Linked DNA regions of Homo sapiens: region 2 is linked to region 1. A link is a loop called in an ENCODE intact Hi-C map of the cell type or tissue named here. Cell type or tissue: IMR-90. All regions are shown on one strand. Each heading gives the region's core, and the rest is flanking DNA. Links, peaks and the distances in the headings are about the cores only. Region 1 overlaps GJD2-DT (GJD2 divergent transcript). Region 2 overlaps AQR (aquarius intron-binding spliceosomal factor).

Region 1 (5,390 bases), core at 299-5,298:
ACTGGGAAGGTGTCAGTGGGGCCAAATGGGGAGCTGAGCTTCCTCCCACCCACCCCACTGCAGTGAGGCAGTATGAGTCAGCACTCCCTTTTTGCCAGGATGGTGTCAGGAAGCTAAACATACACATCTACCTAGTCTTCAATATCTCAACAGGGGGCTGCCTGCTAATAAAAGAAGATTAAATATGATCCAGAATATAATATAAAAACTGTCAGGATACAATTGAAAATCGCAACATGAATGAGAAAAGACAATTGACAGATACCAACAACAAGATGAATTAGATGCTGGAATTATCTGACAAGAATTTTAAAGCAACCATCATAAAAATACTTCAATAAGCAATCACAAATTCTCTTGAAACAAATGCGAAAAATACTGAGAAAATCTCAGCAAAGAAATAGAAGTTATAAAAAAGAACCAAATGGAAATTATAGAAGTGAAAAATACAATAAGCTAAATAAAATACTTAATGGATGGGCTCAATAATACAGTGGAGATGACAGAGGATAGAATCAGTGAACTTGAGGACAGGTCAACAGATTTTACTCCAGATTAACAGAGAAAAGTGTAGACTGAAAAAAATAAAAACAGTCTCAGAGGCCAGGTGAGGTGGCTCACGCCTGCAGTTCCAACATTTTGGGAGGTAGAGGTGGGTGGATTGCTTGAGCTCAGGAGTTTAAGACCAGCCTGGGAAACATGTGGAAACCCATCTCTATAAAAAATACAAGAAATTAGCCAGGTGTGGTCACACATGCCTGTAGTCCCAGCTATTTGGGAGGCTGAGGTGGGAGGATTGCTTGAGCCTGGGAGGCAGAGGTTGCAGTGAGCCAAGATCATACCACTGCACTACAGTCTGAGTGACAGAGCAAGACCCTGTCTCAAAAAACAAAAACAAACAAACGAACAAAAACCATAAACAGAGTCTCAGGGACCTGTGAGACAATAACAAAAGAGCTAACATTTGTACCATCGGATCCTCAGGAGAGAGAAAGTGGGACTGAAAAAGGTATTCAAAGGAATAATGGTTGAAAAATTCCTGCATTTGGTGAAAGACAGAAATATAGAGATTTAAGAAGCTTAAAGAATCTCAAATAGAATAATTCCAAAGAAATCCACATTAAAACTTATCATCCTTAAAAGTCTGAAAACGAAAGGCAAAGAAAAATCTTGAAAGCAGCCAGAGAGAAACAATACGTTACTTATAGGAAAACACCAATGCAAATGAGGACAGATTTCTCTTCTGAAACCATAGAGGCCAGAATAAAGTGGCACATTTTTCAAGCACTGAAAGAACAGAACTGTAAACCTCAAATTCTGTTTCTGGCAAAAATGTCTGACAGGAATGAAGGGGAAATAAAGACATTCTTAGATGAACAAAAGGTAAGAAAACTCGTTGGTAGCAAATCTATTATTTAGAAAAATGGCTAAAGGAAATAGCAGAAGGCTTAACACTTCAAAAAGGAAAGAATATTGGAATTGGTAAAAGAAATAGGGGTAAATATAATAAATTGTCTTTCTCATGAGTTTCTTAAATCACATTTGATGGTTAAGGCAAAAATTATAACATGCATCTGACATGGTCCTAATCTTGGTAGAGCCAATACTTACAACAATCATCTTTAAGAACCTGGGAGGGTAAAGAGATCTAAATGGAAGAAGGTCTCTGTACTCTACCGGATGTGGCAAAATGCCGTTACCAGTAGACTCGACAATGATGATATCTTTGTATATTGTAATACCTAGAGCAAGCACTAAGAAAAGCGTACAAACAACACACTGTATGACTTCATTTGTATCGTATGCTCAAGATGACAAAATTACAGATTAATGATAGCCAGGGCTTCAGGAAATGGAAAGGAAAGGAAGTAGTTGTGGCTGTAAATGGGTGGTGTGAGGGATCCTTGTGTCGGAACTGTACTGAATTGTAGTGACCATATGCATCTATGTGTGTGATGAAATTGCTTATTACTAAATACGCACACAAACACACACAGACACACAACTGAGTCCATATAAAACTGGTGCTATCTGAATACACTTGACGCGTTGTATCAATGTCAATTTCCTAGTTGTAATATGGTACTCTAGTCAGACCAGATGTTACCACTGGAGAAAACAAGATGAAGGGTATATGGGCTCTCTGGATTGTTTTATTATAACTGCATGTGAACCTGCAATTATCTCAAAATATAAAAGTTTTGGCGATTAAATATAAAGTGTGTGAAAAATCTAGTAATTTCAGTTTCTCAATCAAGTCGATTCTGAATGAATTTTTTATACTTAGGTGATCATAGTTTATGAAATTTAAATAGCAGTGCTAAATGTATCCTATTCTCTATATTTAGAGAAAGCACATTGGCTGGTCCAGTAATACGTCTGGCATGTGGTGCCAGGTGCCATTGAAGCTGAGGAGATTCCAATGTATGCAAGCATGTTTGATGAATCAGGGGCTGATGACTATCGGAAAACTGTGGCGTAATGGAAGATCCCCAGAAGGAGAATTTACAGCTACTTCAAGTGGAATCTGGCACAATGAACAGACTGGCCACAGGAGCTGAAGACTGGAGGAGAGTGACACTTCTAACTAATAGCATCTAAAACATCCCAGATGAGCTACTTCAAGAGTGTTTGTGAACATCTTGAAACAAAGGCCTATCTTGTAAACAAACAGAGCTGTCCCACTAAACTCTCCTGGCCTAGGGCCTCTTCTGGGAGCATTCAGAGAAAGCAGGACTTAGAGGATAGGGAGTTAAACTTCCTGCCCTGGTTCAGATCTGCAACTGAGCAGTGAATGACTCAGCACCAGGAGAAGGCATCTGTGGGCCTGAATGCTGGCAGCCAGGAATAAGTGCAAAGGCTGTGCCAGTGATGGCCAGAGTGGACGGGACATGGCAGTGGAGGCTGGAGTCATAGTCCACAATTTACCCTCAGCATCTGAGAGATACCCCTAGGGAATCCCGGAGCTGTGGAACAAGGAGGAAATTATGTGAGAGATGGGGAGGGGACCAATGCCACTCAGTTTCACAGAGAGGGGTTATCAGGCAAAAGAATATAGGGTAGTTCTTCTGAATCTCGCACACATTGGAATCACTTGGGAACTGATTCCTGGATCTTAGCTCTAACAATTCTGATTTAATTGGTCTGGGTGCATTTGAGCATTTTGGGAAGTTTTTAGTTTCCCAGGAAATTCTAATGTTCAGTCAACGTTGAGAACCATTGATCTAAGCCTAGGGCTCTCCAACTTAAACTTACATCGGAGTCACTTGGAGGGCTTGGTAAGCAGTAAATTACTGATTCCATCCCTAGAGTTTCTGATTCTGTAGGTCTGGAGTGAGGCATGAGAATCTGTATTTCTGTGAAGCTCCCAGATGATGCTGATGCTGAAGGTCTGTGGAACACATTCTGAATGGTACTGACTTGGGTTAAGTATTTATTGAGATGACATTTGTACCCACCATGTGGGGTGGGTGCTGGGGACATTTGGATCATGGAAACAGTATAGAGCAGGACCCAACACATAGGCTTATTAACAGCCTGAGCCTCATGCTGCCTCTGCTGCATTCCAGCTACATGAACTTGAATAATTTACTCAAACTTTCTAGACCTAATTTCCCCATGAGTAAAACAAGAACATTATGGCAGCTACTCACAAGTTGGTCGCAATATTTTTTTTGTTTTGTTTTGAGGCTGGAGTGCAGTGATGCAATCTCCACTCACTGCAACCTCCACCTTCCAGGTTCAAGCGATTCTTGTGCCTCAGACTCCTGAGTAGATGGGATTACAGGTGTGCACCACCATGCCCAGCTAATTTTTGTACTTTTAGTAGAGATGGGTTTTCACTATGTTGGCCAGGCTGGTCTCCAACTCCTGGCCTCAAGTGATCCACCCACCTCAGCCTCCCAAAGTGCTGGGATTACAGGCGTGAGCCACCATGCCTAGCAAATACTTAATATTTTAAAAGTGCTTTTATCACTGATAAACACACTACATACATTATAATAATTTAATCCCCAGCTAACCCTGTGAAGTATTATTTCTCCTGTTTCACAGATGAGGAAGCTGGGAAGTTGGGTTAAGTAACTTGCCTTAGTCACACAGGTAGTTAGGATTGGCTTAGAATCTGAACCCAGGCAATCTGAATCCAAAGCCCATATACTTCACTATTATACTATACTAGTGCAACAAATATGAGCTACTATGGATAGTGATTATATTAAGAATTAAATGTAATGAAATTCTTAAAACTCCAGTTCATTGTTTTCATGAAACACAAATAGAACACAGTAGATATGAGGAATTGCTATAATTAAATCTAAACTCAGTTCTCTAAACCAGTGTTTCTCCAAGTGTGTCTTGAGATTACCTACAAAGAAATCATTTGGAAACTCCCTACCTCAAATCTTTGGAACCACAATCTCTTGGGGGCAGAGCTACAGAATCTGAGATTTTAAATAAGTTCCCAAGGAGAGCTGGTTTCCCAGCTGTAGTCTGAGTCACATGCCTATAAATTAAACATATTTAGTAATCATTCTTTTCGTATTTCTCAGACTGATCTAGTGTTTTTCTCAATGTTATTTTTTATGAATTTAGAATACACTATTTTGAGTAGCTCAAGTAGAATTGTCTACAGTTTGAGAAAATAAAACCTATCCTTTAAGCTTTCGTAAGTAGGCAAATAAAATAATAATCTGGCTTAAAATCAAAATCATTATGATATGTGGTGGTGAGGGAAGAGAGAGACCCTCTCATATTGTTTTATATTGTTTTATACTCAGAAAAGGAAAGAAAAGCAAAACTAAAGGCAGGTAGCCTGGTGCCTAGGAACCAGACCCGAAACCAGGCCTGGGCCTGCCTGACCTAAGCCTGGTAGTTAAAATTAGACCCCTGATCTAGCAACTGATGTTATCTATAGATTCCAGACATTGTATGGAAGGACACTGTGAAACCTCCTGTTCTGTTCTGTTTCACTCGGACCACTGGTGCTTGCAGCCCCTGTCACATACCCCCTGGCTTGCTCAATCGATCACGACTGTCTCATGCGGACCCCCTTAGAGTTGTGAGCCCTTAAAAGGGACAGAAGTTCAGCATCTGACGAGCTCGGATTTTAAGACACTAGCCTGCCGATGCTCCCAGCTGATTAAAGCCACTCCCTTCCCTATCTCGGTGTCTGAGGGGTTTTGTCTGTGGCTTGTACTGCTACAGTGGCTCAAGAACCCAACTGGACAAATAAAATAAGCAAACAATTTCATTTTAGAGATAAAATTAAATTATAGCTGTATCTCTGACCTTCCTGTTGTACTTCCTCAGTTTAAACAGCTGAGTAATTAAGACTTTTTAAATGTAGAATTTACTGACACAGTAAAGTCAGTTATATATTTATTTATTTA
Region 2 (5,390 bases), core at 257-5,256, 77 kb after region 1:
GAGACATTACCTGTAGAAAAAAGGACTTGAAGTTAACTGCCAGCTAATTATGATGTTTTAAAGCATAAAATGAATAAATCTTATAAAAACAAGATCTGCTAGGTGAAAAAGAAAAAAAAAGAAATTCAATCTTTGATCCAATATAACTATTCTTCATTCCTGTAACTGACAGATTGCTCTTCTGTTATAAAAGTAACCTTGTCTTTGGAGAAAAAAAGGCTCTTTAATAACAAATTTCTACAAACTGGAAAGAGCCTTAACATCATCTCATAGAACTCTAACTCCGACAGTTCAGATTCTCCACGTAACTCAAGAGAGTTTATTATTAACGCTTAAAAGAAATGTAAAGGAAAGAAAGCTCTCTGGACAAAGAAATTGCTCATTTTTTTCATCTCTGTTTCTCTCCATATATGGTAAGTTCAGCTTTAGCAGCTTTTTAATCAATTTGGCACTTGTCAACCCTCTGTCAGTTTTTTAGAACATTTATAAAGAACGTCTGGTTAAGCTGAGTGTGTATTTGAAAGCTTATCTTATGACTTTTGTGATTATAGTTCAATTACTTTGTATAATGTTAGCTATGCGTCTACCAGCCAGTTACTATGTAACCTCAATTTCTGTAACTCTCCCAGGTCTTTTTCTGTTACTATCTCAGTGTTTCTCAAAAGTGTAGTCCTTATGCAAAATATCTGAGGAGCTAAATAAAAATGTGGATTCCTGGATTCCACCTCTATTGAATGAGAAGCTATAGGAACAAGGGCTAGGGAATTTAACTCGTAAACAACTTTCCTGATATGATTCTTAAATGTTGAAAACTGCCAATTTACACTGTGAAGCCTCAAGTTCATTCTTCCCAAATTTATTACATAAACCTTCTTAATTTATAGGTTATTTTTCCCACTTTTAAACATTATTTTCACTGAAAGCCAAGTAATTTTGTGTCAAAAAAGCATTTAAGCTGATCTTTACTCCTTTATGCAAGTCCTAAACAGTCTTGAATCTAATGTAGACTATATTATGTATTTTCCCTGCTTCACAAGAAACCATGAAAGCTGCTCATTTTGAATGGACTTAATTGGTTTGTGATATCCACTTACAATGAGCTTACAATATTATAATTTATATCTAAAATATACAATTGGCATTAGAACAAAGAGAACAAATGAAGTTATACAAAAATCTTCATTAGCCAATTATGTCCTAGTCCATTTAAAATTATTAATAATCCAACTGACTATTAAAGTTTAGTTTTATTCACTTTATTTGGCTATTTCTCATTGGTTTTCACACTTCCAAAATTTACCCTAACAAAAGTAAAAGTACATCTTTATGTTGAAGTCAGAAGCCTTTAACTTCAAGACCCACTGTGCAATTAGTTGTAAGACATAATTTATTTCTGGAAATTTGAAGGAAGAATGTTTTCCTTCATTAGTTGATTAATGTATACAATAAAAGTTAACTGTACTTTGTTGCCACTGGCTAGCTAGAATATTTATTTAGTTGTATTTCTACAGTAAAAAAAGAAAAAAGAGTGACTAGAACTTTGCCAATAGAAAGAAAAAAATGTAAAAAGTAGCAACATTGGTCTTTCACAGAATGAGTCATCAAGCAAAGTTATTTAGAAAAGAAAACTGAAGATAATACAAAATACACTTAACATTCATAAATATAGCACTTGCAATACCATACATTCTAATCTACTCAAAAAAATAAGCTTTCATGAAGGATCACAAGAACTCATTCCAGCTTCCAACTGGGGTTCATATTATGATGAAGTATGATTCAAAAACCCTTAATATCTTACCTGGTATAAGAAGAAATAGCCTGCAGTTTCACAGGTATATGAGGCATCTCCTGGAACCCCTAGACTCTTTTGCAATCGTTTGACTTCTTCTAAAAGTTCTATTCTTCGAGCCAGAACATAATTAACTCTTCCATACCTAGACATTTCAATTAGGCAAAATGACAAAACTGTAATAAAGAGACTTTGAAGGAAACAATCAGCAAAATTCAAGAAAATCATAATAGCAAAGAAGAGGAAAAAAAACTAGAAGATATGGCTTCTATTTAACTATTGGTGGTAGTTCTTGGGTTACTTTACACAAAAGCTACTTAAAGTAGGTGGGTCACGGTGGTTCACGCCTGTAATCCCAACACTTCGGGGAGGCTGAGGCGGACAGATCATGAGGTTAGGAGATCGAGACCATCATGGCTAACATGGTGAAACCCTGTCTCTACTAAAAATACAAAAAAATTAGCCGGGCATGGTGGCGGGCACCTGTAGTCCCAGCTACTTGGGAGGCCGAGGCAAGAGAATGGCGTGAACCTGGGAGGCGGAGCTTGCAGTGAGCAGAGATGGCGCCACTGCACTCCAGCCTGGGCGACAAAGCAAGACTCCGTCTCAAAAAAAAAAAAGAAAAAGCTACTTAGAGTATACTCCATGGAACAGTATTGATCTGCAAGGGTGTTACTGGTCTAGGAGGAGGGAAAGTCAACTACATCACCAAATACACCATTTAGTTCAGCTCTCAATCTTTCTTTTCACAGCAAGACACTTTCACAAAGAAGAAAGCAGGACAGTGCATTCTGGTGCTAGTTCATTTCATCACAGACCAAGAACATGTAAGTTCACAAACTGGCTGCTTCAAACAGCACTGTTTTACACTACATAAAAGTAGATTAGATCTAAAGGCTTTGAAAAGTAATTTTTAAATGTTTTTGATTATCTCTGTCATCTACATATCCCAATACATAACTTGGCACCCAAACCTAGCAGGTTCTTAATGTTTGCTGAATCAGTAAGAAAACTGAAGTTTGGAGAGTACCTTGTCCGAAAACACACAGTTAGGGAAGAAAGTAGTGGAACCAGAATTAGATCCCAAATTCTATGCACATTCTTTTCACAACACCACAACAACAAAGGGTCTCCCATAACCCTTTAATGCTTAAAATAAGACTAAAATAATTTAATCAATCACTGTTGTTCCCATGTTTAAAGACTCAACAAAAGAAGAAGTCATGTTCCTAGCTGTCTGTAGTTCAGAGATTCACATTTGAGGTAGCAAGGGATGATTAAGAACAAAAAAGAGATCTAAAACATGATCTATGCTTGAAGAATTTTTCAACTTGGAAGGATATAAACATATGGCAGATAACTTTTTTCTGCTTGCTTATCTATAAACTTTTATCTACAATGAACACTTCGTTAATGAGAAAAAAATCAGGAATGCTTACAGACTCTGTTAATAAAATGCCAAAATTTTTGTGAAGTAATGTTAAACTTAAAAAGCAACAGGCCGGGCACGGTGGCTCACGCCTGTAATCCCAGCACTTTGGGAGGCCGAGGCAGGCAGATCACTTGAGGTCAGGAGTTCAAGACTAGCCTGGCCAACATGGCAAAACCCCGTCTCTACTAAAAATACAAACATTAGCCAGGTGTGGTGGTGGGCGCCTGTAATCCCAGCTACTCAGGAGGCTGAGGCATGAGAATCCCTTGAACCCAGGAGACAGAGTTTACAGTGAACCGAGATCATACCACTACACTCCAGCCTGGGTGACAGAGTGAGACTCTGTCCCAATAAATAAATAAATAAATAAATAAAAGCAATATACAGTACAATTAAACTCTACTATCTGCTCAATTAGTACATTATTACACTTAAAAGATAAAGAATTATTTTTAAAAAGCAACATAAGGCTGGGCGCGGTGGCACACGCCTGTAATCCTAGCACTTTGGGAGGCCAAGATGGATTGCCTGAGCTCAGGAGTTCAAGACCAGCCTGGGCAACATGGTGAAACCCCGTCTCTACTAAAATACAAAAAAAATCAGCCAGGCTTGGTGGTGGGTACCTGTAATCCCAGCTACTCACGAGACTGAGGCAGGAGAATTGCTTGAACCCAGGAAGCGGAGGTTGCAGTGAGCTGAGACGGTGCCACTGCACTCCAGCCTGGGCAACAAAGTGAAACTCTGTCTCAAAAAAACAAAAAAAGCAACATAAAAATTACAAATAACAGCATTACAGAAAAAGACTAGCAAAAAGTTGTTTTAGGATAGTGTAATTATGGATAACCACTCCTTCTCTACAACTTCACCAGATTTTACAATTTTTTTCTTCAGAGAAAGTGATGCTACTTTTATTGTGAAACAATAGTCATAATTTTTCTTTTTAATTGTAAGAGAAAAAGAATATGTCCAATCAAATATGCAAACTAACAATATCTAGGTTATGTGTCAGAATTTAAAAGTACATTTTTTCTAACAAATTTGGTGGTACCTGAAATCATTGTAAAAATTCTACCCCTATTCTAATATTCTTTAAAAACCATAAATTCGACTTCAATATAATTGTAATTATAGTCAAATATTCTATTAGCACCTTCATGTTCACTGAATTCTGAATTATTAGATTTTAGAGTCTAACCTACCTTTGTAAGTTGGCTTTAAAATGAGGAAATACCTATGGGATGAATTCAAAAGTATTACTGGCTAATCTGAAATTAAGAATATAGAGCCCTAAATAACTTATGGCATGTTGTTCTTTGCCCCTCTGCAACATAGTGACTTTTTAGAAGCTAAGTGTTTGGTAAGCTCTATAATACAAGAACTCAAAATAGATGCACATAATAATTTAAAACTCTTTTAATGTCTATGATCAATTCATCAAATATCATGTTTAATAGCCAAAGGCTACATTAAATATGTCCAGCTGTTAATTGTGCTTATTATCTAAAATTGGGCTTTAAAAATGGATTTAAATATAAATAAAATGAGACATTATAAAGCAACTTTGAATGAAAAAAATTAAAATACTAATGGCAGAAGAAATCCGACTTGTAAAGTTTTAGTCAATTTACAGTATGTGATATCAAACAAAGTCCAGCCAAACTGGCAAGAAGCATCTGAAGTTATACTTATAACCCCAAAGCTTATATTATCATTAATCACTAATTTGCATTCTTTTTTTTTTGAGACAGAGTCTTGCTCTGTCGCCAGGCTGGAATGCAATGGCGCAATCTTGGCTCACTGCAACCTCTGCCTCCCGGGTTACAGCGATTCTCCTGCGTCAGCCTCCCGTAATTTCTATTTCAATAAATAAATCAACCTCCTAATTGGCACCTAAAATATATGCAAATTAAATTCCTGAATAAGATGTGAAAAAGGAATCATTTAAAGTTGTACAGTTTTGAACTGGCAGCATGAAAAATTACCTCAATAAATAGAAAGCAAAAGGCAATCTGTTAAAAAGATTAACAAGATCATTCTCTTCATTAACATAATTGTATATTTGAAGACAAAATGGCATAACCATACACAACTGGAACTGAGGGACATCATGACCATATTTCTAGCTCAACATATAGTCTTAGTAAGTTAAGTTAGAACCTTTCAGAA

Evidence for each region. Hi-C counts contacts between places; a loop is a spot of excess contacts. Peaks named below come from ENCODE experiments on the same cell type or tissue, not always from the same donor. Only the 100,000 strongest peaks of a DNase experiment are listed, where the experiment ranks them.
Region 2: it touches region 1 in a loop (9-fold over the local background); 3 of 110 quality-filtered maps call a loop at or near these places.

Annotation. Positions count from the first base shown.
Region 1 is chr15:34,808,148-34,813,537 of GRCh38, forward strand. GJD2-DT (GJD2 divergent transcript) reads left to right here. Exons shown (of 3, transcript NR_120329.1): 3 at 2,349-4,776. Among named protein-coding and RNA genes, the nearest start is that of ACTC1, 15 kb to the left of the region's middle. In IMR-90, for the core only: no CTCF peak of the experiment used is centred there; DNase peaks (open chromatin) are centred at 2,464 and 4,454; H3K27ac peaks cover 1,713 bases.
Region 2 is chr15:34,884,725-34,890,114 of GRCh38, forward strand. It overlaps AQR (aquarius intron-binding spliceosomal factor), which reads right to left. Exons shown (of 35, transcript NM_014691.3): 25 at 1,802-1,937; 26 at 1-10. Among named protein-coding and RNA genes, the nearest start is that of AQR, 82 kb to the right of the region's middle. In IMR-90, for the core only: no CTCF peak of the experiment used is centred there; no DNase peak of the experiment used is centred there; H3K27ac peaks cover 153 bases.